Linked DNA regions of Homo sapiens: region 2 is linked to region 1. Evidence: chromatin loops called from intact Hi-C (ENCODE). Cell type or tissue: Caco-2. All regions are shown on one strand. Each heading gives the region's core, and the rest is flanking DNA. Links, peaks and the distances in the headings are about the cores only.

Region 1 (8,338 bases), core at 183-8,182:
GCATGGTTCAAAGCACACATTGAGGTTTTTGGTGTGCCATTCTAATGCATGAGCTCATTTTGAGCCAAGGATAGCTTTTTGGTGTAGAATTTTGCCAGTCCTACGGTCAATGCAGTACTAATTGTGTGTGTGACTTTGTGCAGTGGGGAAAGGTGGGGCTTTAAAATAAAACAGAAGGTATGAATTGCTTGGCATTTGCTGTGGTTCCTAAGTCTCCATTCCGCTTGCCAAGATTAAATTGAATTATTCCCGCTGCCATTCAGTTTTACTCTGCACAAAATACAGCCAACATTTTTGCATTTCTTTCTTCCTTCCTCCTTTTCTTCTTTCCTTCCTTCCTTCCTTTTTCCCTTCATCTATCTTTGTTCCGCTTTTGTTTGTTTTTTTTTAGATCGCTGCATGCTGCCGCGTTGGGTTAACCATGGTAGCATTTTACCATGAGAAGCCATAGCAAGATGTGCCAGGTGCATGCTGCTGGAACACCTGGCTGAGGCTCCAACAGCATTTTCCTATGACTGAGGGTAGGGTAGGTAGATGACTCATTACAATTTATAAAATGGGGGGCTTAGCTTGGGTATCATCGTGGTTATTCCAAGCAGTCTTCCAGCTGGACTAGCTTTTCGGGAACACGTGTGTGTTTGTGCTGGAAGCCCCAGTAATATCATTTAATTCGAAAGCTTTTTTCTATGATGAATTATTCAGGCAGTGTTTACCAAAATTGTCATTGATCAGTACAGACCCAGAGAGCATGTACAACAGCGCCTGTGCTGGGCCTGCTAGGAGTCGATATTTTCTGGCTCAAAGAAGTTCCAAAAGAATTCAAAGCCAGTGTGTCTCTTTCTCTGGACGGCCAAGTGATGCAGGTACCACGCTTAGGTCTGCTGGTGTTTAGCTTGACTTAAAACCCAGCCAGGGAAATATGTTTCACTTTGCTGGGGTGCAGGTGGAGGAGGCTATTATTCTTAGGCATTTAACAGTGAAGAATGTTGGGCAGGGCAGAGGGTCAGCTGAATGGCAGGGATTCCAGGTCTCAGTTAATGCCCACAAATTTCTGAACTTTGAACATAAATACCCTCACTGCAATACATGTTTTTCTTTCTCTCTCTTTCTTTCTCTTTTTTTTTTTTTGAAAAACTTTTTTGGAGCAGCACCTGCATGTTGTAAAAACACAAAATAAAAAAAAAATAAATAAAAGCAGACCCCTTGGTTCAGATATCTTTGTTTGTGTAAATGTTTTGGCATTCTTTATGAAAATCTTCAGATTTTCAAGAGCTTAAGATGACCTCCTCTAGCCGGCTGCAGCAGTGTCTAGGTATCTGTGAATGTGTAAGAAATTGAGACAGCCTGCAAAATAGCTCACCCAGCTTTTCTTTAAAGTTCCAACCTTTTTGCTGGCTCTCTTTCAAACTGTACTGCTCACTTTGGGCTGTACGTTAGAACCACCTGAGAAGTTCTTTTTCTTTCTTTTTTTTTTTTGAGATGGAGTCTTCCTCTGTCACCCAGGCTGGAGTGCAGTGGTGGGATCTTGGCTCACTGCAACCTCTGTCTCCTGGCTTCACGCCATTCTCCTGCCTCAGCCTTCCGAGTAACTAGGATTACAGGCATCCGCCACCATGCTTGGGTAATTTTTGTACTTTTATTAGAGACAGAGTTTCACCATGTTGGCCAGGCTGGTCTCGAACTCCTGACCTGAAGTGATCCACCCACCTCAGCCTCCCAAACTGCTGGAATCTGAGAAGTTACGTGAAACTAGCGATGCCCTGGGCTAATGAAATCAGGCTCCATGGTGGGGAAGGATGTTGCGGTGGGGTTGGGGTGGCAATGAAAGGTGAAAACCACTGTGGTCCCACCTGCCCATCGTCAGATTTCGGTTCCTCTCAGAGTTAACGTAGAAGGTTTCTGGGGGCATGGACCTGAGTCTTATCCCCTTTGCAAAAGTAAGAATTGTATCGTAGCCTGACTCAGGGTTTTAGCCAACTTCTCTGGATGCTAATGCTATTCTCTTCTTTATACTTGTCTTCCTTCCCAGGCACACATCCACTGGAGCTTTGCAGGGCCTATCTGCCCTTAGCCCTCCAATATCCTTTTCATTTTCTTTAATAGTTTTATTGATATATAATGTGCCTACCATATAATTCATCTGCTTAAGGTGTACAATTCAATGGCTTTTAGTGTATTCAGAGTTTGCATCCACCATCACAATCAGTTTTAGAACATTTTCATTAACCCAAGAAAATGACCCCTTAGTCATCACCCCAAATACCTCCTCTCTCCAGTTCCTGGCAACCACTAACCAATCTACTTGCTGTTTCTATGGATTTACCTATTCTGCGTACCTCATATAAATAGAGTGATATGTTAGTCGTCTCTTGTGTCTGGTTTCTTCCTCTTAGCATCATGTTTTGAAAGTTTATCCCTGCGACAGCATCTACCAGTTCATCATTTCTTTTTGTGGCTAAGTAATACGCCATTGTATGGATATACCACATTTTGTGTATCCATTCATTAGTTCATGGATTTTGTGTCTATTATGAATAATGCTGCCATGAGCATCTGTGTTGTCCACAAGTTTCAGCATGGACTTCTGTTTTCATTCCAATATCCTTTGATGACATGTCTTGGCAGTGATGTCTATGACACTGGGCAAGTGTCTTAAAATGTTGTGCATCAGAAAAAAGTCATCATTGCCAAGGCCAGCAGATCTCGAAAAGGGGGCTGGGATACGTTGGTGATTTTTTTCATGCTCTACTTACAGTATGACTCGTAACTGTTAATGGCTGAGCTCCTCCTTAGGTGAAGAAGGAAGGCAATGGCGTTTTCTATTCTGGGCCTCCCTGCTTCCAGCGATAGCAAGGAGCGAAATGAGATGCTGTCTAAGAAAGGAAGGTGCTGCGATCTTTGATTACTACACAGCCTCGGCAGTGTTTGTATGATTAATGAGTCCATGTTTCAGACGTTCCCATTTAATGTATTTGAGCCTTCTAACAACATTGCCTTTCATATGTTGCTGACTGTTTTTGAGATTTATGAGGCCTAACTCGCAAGCGATGTGTGTCTGGATTAAGAGAACCTGAGAATCTCTATTTATGTCTGACCCCAGGAAATTCCCTTTAAGCTGCTTATCAGAGGTGCATGCTGAGAGCATGATGGGAAGATGGAGTCTTCCATCCGCTGGTAAAATCTGGAATCTGCTCTCATTTCATTTTCACTGAACTGAAAATAAGGTAACAGACCCTCAGGTCTACCTATAAGTACCTTCCAACTGTTCCACTTTTGTAAATTTAGTTCAGATAATACATATGCTGAAATTCCTATATCCCCCCCATACTCCAGATCTTCAGTGTGGAATTTAAATATAATTCCTTATTGTAAAAAAAAAAAATTTTTTTTTGATCAAGGTGATTTTGATAAACTAAATGCATCTTTAATTTTACTCACAGCAAAGCGATTCTTTATTTTCTCTCTAAAAGCATAATTGATGTGCCATGATCTTTGTCTTTGCATTTTTAAAACTGAAAGAACATTTCCACACCATTAGAAATAAGATTTCTTCTTAAAAATATTCACAAGGTGCAAACACTTACATGTGTATATGCATGATTTCACCACCAGGGGGCATTGTGGTTTGACTGTCCAGTTAAAGAGCCTGTGTTCTATCAGTTTACCCAGAAACTAGAAGGCCTGCGAGTATTTCTGATTCCTTCCAAGAAGGATTCATATCTGGAAGAGAACAGATGTCGACTCTTTTTCCTCTCTAGCAAACAGTAGTGTTGTCAAATTTGCTAAACTTAGCCAGTTGAAGATTAACATGCAATATATAATATGCATGCGACTAAGTGTACAATAAATAGTAAATCACATTTTTATGCTTTCTCTGAACTTGGAAGCTGCAAGTTATGTTTTTTTTATTCCCTGGGTGTGATGAAATAAATAACATTCAAATACATCTTAAAGATGTCAGTCAGGGGGAAAAAAGTGCTTGGCAACTGTGTTTGATAGATTTCTTTTATGATTAATTCTCCTATTAAGTTTTAATGACTTCAAAGATACAAAGCTAGAAACTACAAAACTAGGCATGGTTAATAAATAACTGAAATACCAGGTGTATAGAAATGCATCTGTGGAAAAATGAAATCATGTATTCTCTAGGATATATTAGGAAATGGCTCTTTGGCAAGTCTAGAGGGTAAAGTATCCCTGAAGGGGGAAAAGGTTTAAAAACAGTAAACTAAAGAAGATTGTTTTTCTGAAAGAAATTCCCAGGAGAAAGGTACTTTCTGAGATTCACATATGTAGATTACATTGTTATGAACCAACATTTATAAGCAAGCTTGATCTCTCAGAATGCGTTTGTCTATCTCAGATTTTCAAGAATCCTCATACAAATTGTCCAGGGTTTCCACCTCGCAGTTTTCTTCCAGGGTTGCTATGGCATGGAAAGTACATTGCTATTTTGTTATGTAAATGCTCAACAGACTGGCTCATTCCAGAAGTGGGCGTCGTGATGCCAGTGTCTTCGTAATACTATCTTTCTTTCCCCTTTAGCACCCAGAACTTATGAAATATGACTCGGTTTATCCTGAACACATCTCTGTGCATCGGGGAGGATGGGAGAATTAATTCCAGTTTCTCAATTGCAAAAGTGAGGCTGGTCATGGGGCTTGGAACCACGCCACGGACGCATGAAGCCTCCCCGTTTACATGCCAAATCCAGAGCTTATGCATCCGTGCTCAGGGCTCTCTGTGGTAGGCAACAGCTGGATTATTTACTTTCTAGAATATCTCGAGTTCTTAATCTGAGCAGTTTCGAAACCAAACCCACATTAATTAATATAAATAATGACTGGGAAACGTTGCAGGACTCCCCGGAAAAGAATGTATAAATTGATGTGTTTTTGTATATGCTTATGTATATGCCTTTGTGCACGAAAGGAGATAAATGGTGTATTTCACACAGTTCCTTCTCCTCCTCTAAGGGATATTATTGTTCCTGAATTTTTCTGAGCCGCCGAAGCACAATAGGGTTTAGAGCGTTCACACCAGGCAGCCCCCACTCTTCAGAACTTCAAATCTAAAGATCTTTTAAATACACAGAACTTACTTTTGAAAGCTGTGGCCCATCCCAAATGAATTCTAATCGTCAGCCTCTAGAATGCCTGGAGTGAGAAAACAGAATATTGTTCTTTTCTGTTTATATTATTTCATACTGAGTTAATACACTTGCCAAGACTCCGAGGCAGCTTCTGGCTTGACAATGCCTTCTTTAACTAGCCTAGTTTCTAGAATAAAGTTCGGGTCCACCAGGCCCTCTGAGTGGGGCTCAGGACACTCTGAGATGGAAGAGACTGGAGAAAGCCAATCTGTTTCTCCCTGAAAATCATCTTACTTTTTTAACGCTTCGTACCTAGATTTGGCCTGGGCAGCCCAGGGAGACTGTTCAAGCACTGGATACCTAGACTCTGCTGGGCTCTAGAGAAGTGCTGGGCTACAGCGCCCAGTGCCCTACCTCTTGGGGCCAGCCAGCCTCACCAAAAAATCACGCTTCTGGCTTGCTCCAAACTCAGGAAGTTGCTGGGAAGTCTGGCTAGCAACACCCTCATTCCCAGTCCTGGCCATGCCTCTCTGCTCTCCCTAGCACAGGGAGCATGCAGGCTTAAGGCTGGAAGAAACCCCAAGCATTTGGCCAGGAAGAGGCAACTAGTTCCAGCTGGCCCACATACTACACTTTAAAAATTACCCAGATGATCTGATTCTGTAGAGAGAGTGGGTGGAGAGGACTCCAGGGCCATGGAGGAAGATTCGGCCTTTCTCTCCCTAATCATGAGCAATGTGATTTGGAGAGAGAAGGACCCGGTTGGCTCTGCAAACCGCATTTCCTTGGCTGAACGCCAGAGGAGAGAAATGATCCGGCAAGAAGACACACCATTCCCCGTCAGCCCCTTCCCGACCCTTGCACCCCTGGATCTTCTGCTGAGTATCGGATTGGTCTGCGTCCAAGAGCTCCTCGCTTGGCCAGCAGGGGCTGCCTGGAGAAGGGGAGGACAGGCTTCGAGTTTTTTGGGTAGTGACTTCTGTGGACGTGAAAAGACTGCACCAGAAATCGGAGGCAGCCCTCCAAACATAACTTGGCCTCTTCGTTCTCCCTGTGGACACACAGGCTGTGTTCTCCTGGCCAAGAGTCCAAGCGTGTTTTTGGCGCGTGCTGACACTCTATATCGCTTTTGCTTCGGAAACGAATCTGGTCAGTGACTTAGCCACTCTATAAAAATGAAGAGCAGAGCTCGAGTGCTTATAACACGTCATTTTTACCCAAGACAGAGAAGAAAAACGAAAGAGAGCCTGAGCATTCCTTTGACTCCCTCCACCCCCGGAAGGTATATTCAGAGTCTCCAAGACTGCCTCCGCCCACTCACATGTTTATGGCCCGGTGAGACCGCATCCTCCCTTTCTATATCTGTCCCTTTTCTGGATGCAGGGACACAGAATCCCCTAAGTGGGAAGAGCTTTGGAGTGGAGGCTGTTCAAAGTTCTGTGGTGATTAATTATTACCTACCCAAGGTCTGGTCATTGCTATACTTGAGTTCTTTTCAGGCTCAAGATCTCTACCTTTTTGTGTGTTTTTTTTTTTTTTTTTTTTTTTTTTTTTTTTTGTACAGAGTCTTGCTCTGTTGTCCAGGCTGTAGTGCAGTGGAACAATCTCTGTATGCTCCCTGCAACCTCTGGCTCCAGGTTTAAGTGATTCTCCTGCCTCAGCCTCCCAAGTAGCTGGAACTACAGGCACCTACCACCACGCCTGGCTAATTTTTTGTATTTTTAGTAGAGACGGGATTTCACCATGTTGGCCATATTGGTCTTGAACTCCTGACCTCAAGTGATCCTCCCACCTCAGCTGCCCAGGGTGCTGGGATCACAGGCGTGAGCCACCGTGCACGACCTCAGGGTCCCTTCTAACCTGTGCTGTTGTCATAAACCCTGGAGGAGAAGCAAGATCTTTCTAGCAGGAGCAACATCATCCCAAATAAAGTGATAGACTTTGATAGTGTTCTTCTATTCATTCAACCAACAGAGAACAAATGAAAAGAATCAGGAGTCTATTGAGGAGACAGAACATGAGTGATTTCTGTGTGCTGACTATATTTAAAGACAAGATTAGCAGTAATATATAAACGTAAATAAGAATTTTTTTCCCCAGCCAAGAACCATAGATTGGACTTCACATTCAAAATGTAAATTGTGCCTAGGAAACATCAATGCTTATTTTAAGCAACTGACCCTTGGGATAAAAATAAAAAGTCAAAAGGAAACAAACAATGTTGCTGAGAAGTGATAGAATATTCTAGTTTATATCTCAGTCATTTTACAGCTCTGGCATTTCTGGGTAACACTTTAGAATACTTCCACTCCGGTTGGTCCATAAAAAGCTGCCTGTGTTTTTATGTTTTGAAAATACACGCAGAGAGACCCACTGCATGTCCTATTAGGCATCTTATCCTTGAGTAAGCAGGCATGCAACATCAGTGTCACACACATATCACCCCCATACTCGACATTCTTTGAGAAATGCCTTGGTCCCGTCTCCAGCCAGATCAGCATTGCACCTCTTGGCATGCGTTCTTACCTGTTGAGGATTTGCTTGAATTATAATATGGTAGAGGAGGAAACACAGTCTTACTGTGCCGTGTGCTGAGCGCAGAGCCATTCTCAGCATCCTGCCTTGATTAATAAGGCGTGAAAGATCCTCCGAATTCGCACCTGTTCAGACAAGCTTGTCCAACCCATGGCCCCCGGGTCGCATGTGGCCCAGGACAGCTTTGAATGTGGCCCCATACGTATTTGTAAACTTTCTTAGAACATCAGGATTTTTATGCACGGACCTTTTATGCATGGACTGTGGTGTTTTTTGATTTTTGGTTGCGTGCGTGTGTGTGTGTGTGTGTGTGTGTGTGTGTGACGGAGTCTTGCTCTGTCACTCAGGCTGGAGTGTAGTGGCATGATCTTAGCTCACTGCATCCTCTGCCTCCCAGGTTCAAGCAATTCTCCGTGTCTCAATCTCCCTAGTAGTTGAGATTACAGGTGCCCACCACCAAGCTTTGCTAATTTTTGTATTTTTTTAGTAGAGACAGGGTTTCGCCATGTTGGCCGGGCTGGTCTTGAACTCCTGATCTCAGGTGATCCTCCTGCCTCAGCCACCCAAAGTGCTGGGATTATAGGCGTGAGCCACTGCGCCCGGCCTTTTTTTTTTTTTTTTTTTTTTTTTTTTTTAACGCTCATCAGCTATTGTTAGTGTTAGTGTAGTTTATGCGTGGCCGAAGACAATTCTTCCTCCACTGTGGCCCAG
Region 2 (8,338 bases), core at 118-8,117, 540 kb after region 1:
TCCTATTCGCATGATAAAAATCATAATGTCTCAAATTACTTACTCAATAAAATGTGGGTTTGTCTATTATTAGTGATTATTAGGGTTATAATGCAGCATGGAAATTTGGAGCAAATTAACTATACATGCAAGCTGTTGGGCTCAAGTGCAGTTAATCATACGCATACAGTGCCAGTGGGCAGAAGGTTTTGCAAGAATAGCTTCAGGAAGACTTTGTGGGAAGACAGATGAATACTCAGGGTTTTTTTTTTTTTTTCTTCTAACTTGTCCTCCTTGATCAGGATTTCTCAAATGCACATTTGTCTAATATACTGTTGAACCATGCAAGTACCAAAACAAAACAAGAAACCCAGAATTATAGCTCAAATTTAATTAAAATAGCTTTTATTGCTTCTATTCATGTGTCCCTGGATTTTAAGTGATGCGTCAGAATTTCATGATGAGCAAATGCCTATGGATGCCCTCATTTCTCATCCTTCTTGACTGTCTGCTAAGATTCACTCTTGGTCTTGTCTTTGAGCTTTTCTGTTCAGTGATGTAATGGGACAGGCTCTCCTGTCATCAAGAGTTCCCATCATACCTGGGCACTGCCATTTCCTCTGTGGTAGATGCTTCCTGGACACGTGGGCAGGTGAGAGGTGCTGACTTTGCCTACTTGCAGCTGAAGAGAAGAGAGATGTAGCTTTGAATGGCCACATGAGTGTTTTTTTAAATGAAAAAAAAATCTATGTATAACTTGTTTCCTGTGAGGGTGCCAGGAAACTTTACAATGAACTTCGTGAATTAAACCTCTACCAGATGAATAGAGGTGGTGGCATGGTAGCAGAAATTAGGATTAAAAAAATGGTTTTTGATTTATGAAAAATTTTTCTGCAGGAAATTTTGATTTGTTCTTTGTGGATTCTGAGGATAAAATTAAGACCAACATTGAGGATGAGAGACAGAACTGAACTCAACTTAAAATAGCTTCAGGGAGGAAAAGCAAGTGCATTAGATAAGTAAGTGGGAAGTCCAGGGGTAGACGTGAGTTCAGGCATAGCTGGATCCAGGATCCGACAGCTTGCATGTGTAGTTAATTTGTTCCAAATTTCCATCCTGCATTATAACCCTAATGTTTGCTAATAACACACAAACCCACATTTTATTAAGTAAGTAATTTGAGACATGATGATTTTTGTCATGTAAATAGGATCAGGCTGACCAGTATAGACTGGGCAGAGGAAGATTCATAACCAGGGAATTAATCTCTGGATCCAGGCTGAAATGATATTATCAGACACCTTTCTTTCTCTGGTCCTCAGTTTTGATCTCTTCTCTGCTAGCTTTATTCTAAGACAGGCTTAGATGGGATGTAGAGAGCAAACTCTGGAAGTGGAGTACCTCTGGCCTCCAAGGCCAGTAGTTGTAGCAAAAGTCCAGGGCTGCCGCTCATTCACTCTGCTCGGACCTTTCTGGTCACTTGTCTTCTGTGGTTTGGTCCTTGTGGCCAGGGACAATGAAACTCTCATTGATTAGGCCTGAGTTATGTGCTCTCTCCTAGAGCCAGGAAGAGGCTTCGGCCCTGCCCAGACCCGGTGGCCTGAGAGTCACAGTGAGGCGCAGCTCCCAAAGGGAGACTGAAATATAAGCAAAAGAAAAGGAACACGTACTGGGAATCCCAAACAGCAAATGTTCACTGTGTTCAGGGAGGAGTCTTCAGGCCCACAGTGTAGGCATTCAACAAACGCTCTTCAGGGAGAAGGAAAGTTACCATCAAAATCCGTCGTTGAAAGTATTGAAGTTCCAGCTGGCGGTCTGATACAGCTTAGATGTTGTCCCTGCCCAAAGCTCATGTCAAAAGGTAATCTGCAGCGTTGGAGGTGGGGCATGGTGGGAGGTGATTGGGTCATGGGGGTGGATTTCTCATGAATGGTTTACCACCATCCTCTTGGTACTGTCCTCACGATAGTGAGTGAGTTGTTGGGGGAGCTGGTCATTTAAAAATGTGTGGCACAGCCCCCCACCCTGTCTCTTGCTCCTGCCCTGGCCACATGACGTGCCTGCTCCGCCTTCTCCTTCTGCCATGATTGTAAGCTTCTTGAGACTTCCCCCAGAAGCCAGGCAGCTGCCAGTATCATGTTTCCTGTACAGCCTGTGGAACTATGAGCCAATTAAACCTCTTTTCTTTATAAATTACCCAGTCTCAGGTAATTCTTTATAGCAATGCAAGAATGGCCTAATACATGGTCTCTGAGCAGGATTATTGTAGAGGGGACTGATGTTGAAGAATGGAAAAGAAGGCAGTGTCAGAGAATGCTGAAGAGTGTGGATCTTAAAGTCCAACCTCAAGGCCCAGCGCTGCCACTTAACAGCTCTGTGACCCTGTAAAGTCACTCAGCCTCATTGAGTCCCCCATCCTCCCCTGTGTAGAATGAGGCTAATGCTAGTGCTCATTTCATAGAGTTGCTACAATAATCAATGAGATAATGTGCATAAAGATTTACATACATAATAACTGCTCAATAAAGGGTAGATGTTAAAATTAGCATCAGCGAGCTCTAGAAGATGCTAAGTTCTCTGGAAAGATCAGCTCTGCTCCTGTCAATCTCTCCAAATGTTAGATTTTGCCTCAAATTTTAGGCATTCGTTCATTCATTTATTCTTTCGTAAATTCTATCGCATTAACCTTTACAAGTGTTAAATTAAATCTTTTCCCCAAATTATGCATTAGAACCAAGTTCTTATGTGGTGGATGTACCTCATTTCAGCAAGAGCTTTCTAAGGGTACAGAATTAAATATGCAGCCTCTGGGATTCAGTGATAGCTCATGGGACATTTGACCTACATGGAAATGCAGGCTGGAGTTGCATTTTAATTGGCAAGGATCAGCCCAGTTGTCCAGCTTGTAGCTTGGAGTGTGGCCTGGCTCCCACTCCAGAGAGATGTACATCATGATCTGCGTGGGTGAGAGGATACTCTCAGGAAATGGGCAAAGTTGCCAGCTGACCTCTCCAGAAAGAGAGACTATGTTGTTAGTTTCCCTTACTTGGATGAGAAATTTCTCCATTCCTAGTCTCATTTTCCCAATAGAACACGGAGGCAGAATTTAAAGCCTCAAAACAATCTGATGCACATCAGCTATCAATGAAAAGGACCAGCTTGGAGGCAGAGGCACCTGAGTTTTGCATCTTGGCTCAATCACTTACTAACTGCATTGTGGGTTAACACAGTGTGTGTGTGTGCACTTACTAACTGTGCAACTGTGGGCAAGTGATGTAATCTCTCTGGAGCTCGTCTTTCCTTTTTTCTTTTCCTTTTTTTTTTTTTTTTTTTTTTTTTTTTTTTTTTTTTTTGAGATGGAGTCTCACTCTGTTGCCCAGGCTGGAGTGCAGTGGCACAATCTCAGCTCACTGCAACCTCTGCCTCCCGGGTTCAAGTGATTCTCCTGCCTCAGCCTCCCAAGTAGCTGGGACTACAGGTGCACACCACCATGGCTGGCTAATTTTTGTATTTTTAGTAGAGACGGGCTTTCACCATGTTGGCCAGGCTGGCCTCGAGCTCCTGACCTCAGATGATCTGTCTGCCTTGCCCTCCCAAAGTGCTAGAATTACAGGCATAAGCCACTGCACCCGGCCACAGTTTTCTTTTCTATATTGTAGGGATAATAATCCTCCCTTGCAGGACTGTGCTCAGCACATGTTCATTGCTCAAGAGAAGTAGCCACTGTTATTATTATTGTCAGTATGTATCCAAGTGTTTAGTTCATTTTCTCTGCATTTGTCTAACTCCCTTTTTTCCCTTGAACTGTAAAGCTCTCAGCCCAGGGATATAGTAGCACCAGCACATAGTAGATGATCAAGAAAAATTAGTCATTCTCTCTGGTTCTTCCTTTCCTGTATCCTGTTGTCTTTATCAGTTCAGGCTGCTGTGACAAAAGTATCACAGACTGGATGGCCTTAACCACAATTGTTTTACATGGTTCTGGAGACTGGGAAGTCTAAGATTAAGGCAGTGGAAGGTTCACTGTCTGGTGAAGGCTGGGCTCCTGATTCATAGATGTCTGCCCTTCTTGTGCATCTTCACATGGTGGGAAGAGGGTGAGAGAGCTCACCGGGGAGTGTTTCTCCCAGTTCCTCCCCAGTACACAGAAAAACAAAGCTTTCTGTCTCACCAGGAGGACTCCACGGTGAGCATAGCTTGGCTCAGCCCAGCAGGAGATTTTGAACCGACTCTGGTAGATTCTTCCTGCAGCCATTCAGCTCCCACCTCTTTCTCTCAAAAAGAAATCCAGGGCTGGGTGTGTGTGGGCAACTTCACCCTGCTCTCTTTGTCCCCCAGGCCTGCACTACAACAAATGTCTCTTTGTGTCCAACTCTTCTTCCATTTCTAGTCCTTCTTTTCTCTTCTTCTCGTACTTCCCATATTCCTAATACGATTGGTTACTCAAATTCTTAAACAACTCACAACTCATTATCTCCCTTCCATGTAAAAGTAACCCCCAGCCTGAGCTACCTGACCCCGTGGTTTAAACAATAAAGCAACTGACCTTTTATCAGAAATTTGCAAAGCCATTTAATTTACATATGTCCTTGGCATCCACAAATATTGCTTCTCCTTTCAACCAGCATGCCACCCTTCCAGCCATTCACATATGTATTCATTCATTCATTCATTTATTCTTTCATTCAGTCAATAAATATTTATTGAGTAGTAAGCACATGCAAGGCATTGAGGGTGGGGAGGGAAAGAGACACAAATTGTCCTTACCCTCATGGATTCACCATGTATTTAAAGGCCACAAATACTTGTGTGAGAAGCAAGTCTTAATAGTCTGAAGTGTTTTCTTAGATTCCCTTGAGCCGCAATGCTGAAAAGCTTATGGTGGTTTTGCTAATGAATTTGACAAGGCCAGAAATAGACCAGATGAAGATTGATCCATTGGTTAATTGATTAATTGATTGATCGACTGAGGAATGTCAGCCTGGTCTACCAAGGTTTATGAAAGCCTGGCATATAGAAATGATGTCGTTAATGCACAAATACCTGCATCCTGTCTTGAACTCCCTCTAGGGGCCACCATGTGTATCAGTGTCCTGTGGCTGCTGTAACAGATTACTACAAATTTTGTGGCATAAAATAACACAAATCGATTCCCTTACAGTTCTGGATGTCAGAACTGGGTGACTTTCTCCTGAGACTGTCCTGATTTTTTTTTTTTTTTTTTTTTTTTTTTTTGCTTGTCAGTTTGTTTTGGGTGATGCAGATGGAAGGTAACGTCACAGGGCAGCTGTATTCCAGGTACTTGGTGACTCTTGGTTGCGATCTGATGACTGGCTCACAGTAGGACCATGACGTGAGCAGATTTGTAGTCCTGCATGAATGAAGGAAAGAAAGAAATCTGACAACTCATTGATTCAGATTCACAGACTCTGCATTTTGAACCAGAATACACCCGAGCAATTACCTAGCACAAAATCTCCTGTCTGCAGAGGAGTTGCAGGAAGGAGAATTCACTATATCCTCTCCTGAAAATATCCCTTGTGGTCAAGGTGGCTATAGACTGGCATCCCTCTGCTCCCTAAGATGCCAGGGACTCACGTCTTCTAGGATATCAGGGGAAGATACAGGGCAATGGGCCTCAGATCACAGACACGGAAAATCATTTTCTATTTCATGGAGCATGGAGAAGCTTCCTTCAAAAAGCTAGCCTTCGACTTTCTATTTTTTGAACTGAAGGGCAGGCCAGGAGGGAGCTGACCTGTGTAGAGCTTGGAGGTTGTGTTTTCAGCTGAGAAAAGTGATCCTGAACCTCTCCATCCTTGCAAAGCTCAGATGGAAGCCCAGGGGCCCCAGCCCTCCAGCCCCACACACATGCCGGTGCACCTGGACTGCCACTCTACCTGTTTACAAATTACCCCCATTTTCTGCTTGGTTCAGCAGCAACTGATTACCGTCCCCCGTGATGTAATTAGGGCTTCAGAGTTCACGTGTGTCTATTATGAGCTCTCCTGTGCTTTGTCTTGGTGCTTCGTTTCTGTAGCAGTAATCATATATATATATAAAAATTTGGTATCAATTGTTTGGCTAAATTATGCACAGTGGGCCATCCTAACCTGCCATTAACATAACGTATGCTAAAGAATGTGTTGTGTTTTTTTGTTTTCTCTGATAATTATACTCTAAAGCATCAATTGCTTATTTGAGTAAATTAAACTTTGAGTTGTTCTTATTTCTTCAAACTTTCAAATTGTCTTGCCTGCAGCAGATGCAGACCCAGCACTCCGGCTGCTGCCAGTGGAGGCAGGAGCCTCGTTACCACCTTTCTGAGAAATTCAAGTGCCACACAGTGGTCACCAGCATTGTAGCTGCCCTGATGTTCCGGGCTCAGCTGCAATATAGCACATCTCTACCACCATCCCCAGAGTGACCTCCAGAACTGTAAGGGACCCCCGCCTTTGGTACAGAGATGGGAGTTAAACACAGGTGTCCACTGGAGTCATGATTCCTCTATTCCCTGGACAAATATGCAATGAGAATCCCTGAGGGACAGGCACTGTGCTAGATACCCGAGATACAAAAGCGACAAGGTTTCTATCCTCTGACAGTTTATACTTTAGTGCAGTGGTCAGCAGACTGTTTCTGCAAACAGCTAGATAGCAAATATTTTAGACTTTGTGACCCATACAGTCACCATCACAACTATTCAGTTCTGCCAGTGTAACTCAAAAGCAGCCATGGCTGTTACATAATGAGTGGCTGTGGCTGTGTGCCAATTAAACTTTATTTACAAAAACAAGAGGAGGGCCAGATTTTGCCTTTGTCAAGGAAGTAAGCATAATAGTGCAAGCAGCACGTGCCCGCTCTTTCACACTGGGGCAAACACAGGGGATTTATTCGGCACAATTGAGTAATGTGGATGAGGCTGCTCAGGGCTGGCAGTTGTAGGACGCAAAACCTTGAGGGGCATCGATATTCTGGTACAGCTGTCACCCATTTGCAGCACAGCTGGGACACTCCACAGAGAATGATCAGGAAGGCCAAGCCCAGATGGCATTGTTGAGGGGCTTTCTCTTAAGACTGCATCTGAGTGGCAGGGCGCAGTAGCTGACCCTTGTAATCCCAGCACTTTGGGAGGCCGAGGTGGGTGGATCACGAGGTCAGGAGTTCAAGACCAGCCTGGCCATGATGGCGAAACCCCGTCTCTACTAAAAATACAAAAATTAGCCTGGCGTGGTGGCCGGCGCCTGTAATCCCAGCCACTTGGGAGGCTGAGGCAGAGAATTGCTTGAACCTGGGAGGTGGAGGTTGCAGTGAGCTGAGATCATCCCACCGCACACCAGCCTGGCCGACAGAGTGAGACTCTGTCTCAAAAAAAAAAAAAAAAAAAGTTACTTCTGAGTTAAAATATGAAGAGTGAGCAGTACCCAGCCATGCAGAAGGACATGGAGTGGTAAAAGCATGTGGTTCCATTAAGGGAAAGACTCCAGGGCAAGAAAAAAACATGTCATGCTTGTACCTGAGGGAAGGCCAGTGTGATTGCAGAGTATGGGGCACCCTGGAGGTCTGGAATGGGAGGAGTTTAAACAGGTCATTAGAGCTTCAAGATGAAGCATAGGCCAGTGACTTGGTTGCTGCTGCTGCGTAACCGTGTGGCAACTGAGTGGCTCACGGCAATCAGTATTTACTTCTCACGTGTGTGTGGGGTTCAGCAGAACTAGGCTGGGCTTGGCTGCCCTGCCCTACTGGTCCTGCTGGTTTTGGTGGGGCTTCCCCCTGTGTCTGTGGGTCAGCTTGTTTTGCTCCTGCATCTTTGCATCAGCTGGGCTTTCTGCCCTAGGCTGGACATGGGTGGGGCACTTTAGCTGGGGTGGTTCTCCTCCACATGTCTCTCATCTTCCTGGGACCAGCAGGGCTAGACCAGACATGACTTTCTTATGGCAAGGGCAGAAATGCAAGACAGCAACTCAAAACACATAAGGACTTTCAAGTCTAGACCCAGAACTGGCATACCCATTCCTCTGTCACACACTGATGCCCCAAATAAATCACATGGCTGAGCTCACGGTTAGAGAGGGAGGATACTGCAGTCCCAAAGCCCGGGGCATGGATCCAGAGAGGAGGGTGAAGAATGGGCCCCTGACCCAAGACTGCACTTGTATTTGAGTTGCATAAGAAGCTGCTGAGGAATTTTAAGAACAGGAGTGACATGACTTCCGTTACAATTGAAAAAATCAATCTGGCGAAATGAATGGGGCTACATAGGTTGGGGGAAGGAGGTAAGAGAGGAAGTGAGGAGAATAGGGTGGGTCGAACCTGTTGAAGGCCCAGAGCTTGCTTCTCTTCTGCCGCCTTTAGGAAA

What was found. Hi-C counts contacts between places; a loop is a spot of excess contacts. Peaks named below come from ENCODE experiments on the same cell type or tissue, not always from the same donor. Only the 100,000 strongest peaks of a DNase experiment are listed, where the experiment ranks them.
Region 2: it touches region 1 in a loop (15-fold over the local background); 7 of 110 quality-filtered maps call a loop at or near these places.

The regions. Positions count from the first base shown.
Region 1 is chr16:78,500,079-78,508,416 of GRCh38, forward strand. The region is part of intron 8 of WWOX (WW domain containing oxidoreductase); the gene reads left to right. Among named protein-coding and RNA genes, the nearest start is that of WWOX-AS2, 4.2 kb to the left of the region's middle. In Caco-2, for the core only: a CTCF peak has its summit at 3,605 (motif pointing right); DNase peaks (open chromatin) are centred at 953, 3,621, 5,983 and 6,433; H3K4me3 peaks cover 188 bases.
Region 2 is chr16:79,042,488-79,050,825 of GRCh38, forward strand. The region is part of intron 8 of WWOX (WW domain containing oxidoreductase); the gene reads left to right. Among named protein-coding and RNA genes, the nearest start is that of WWOX-AS2, 550 kb to the left of the region's middle. In Caco-2, for the core only: a CTCF peak has its summit at 5,061; no DNase peak of the experiment used is centred there.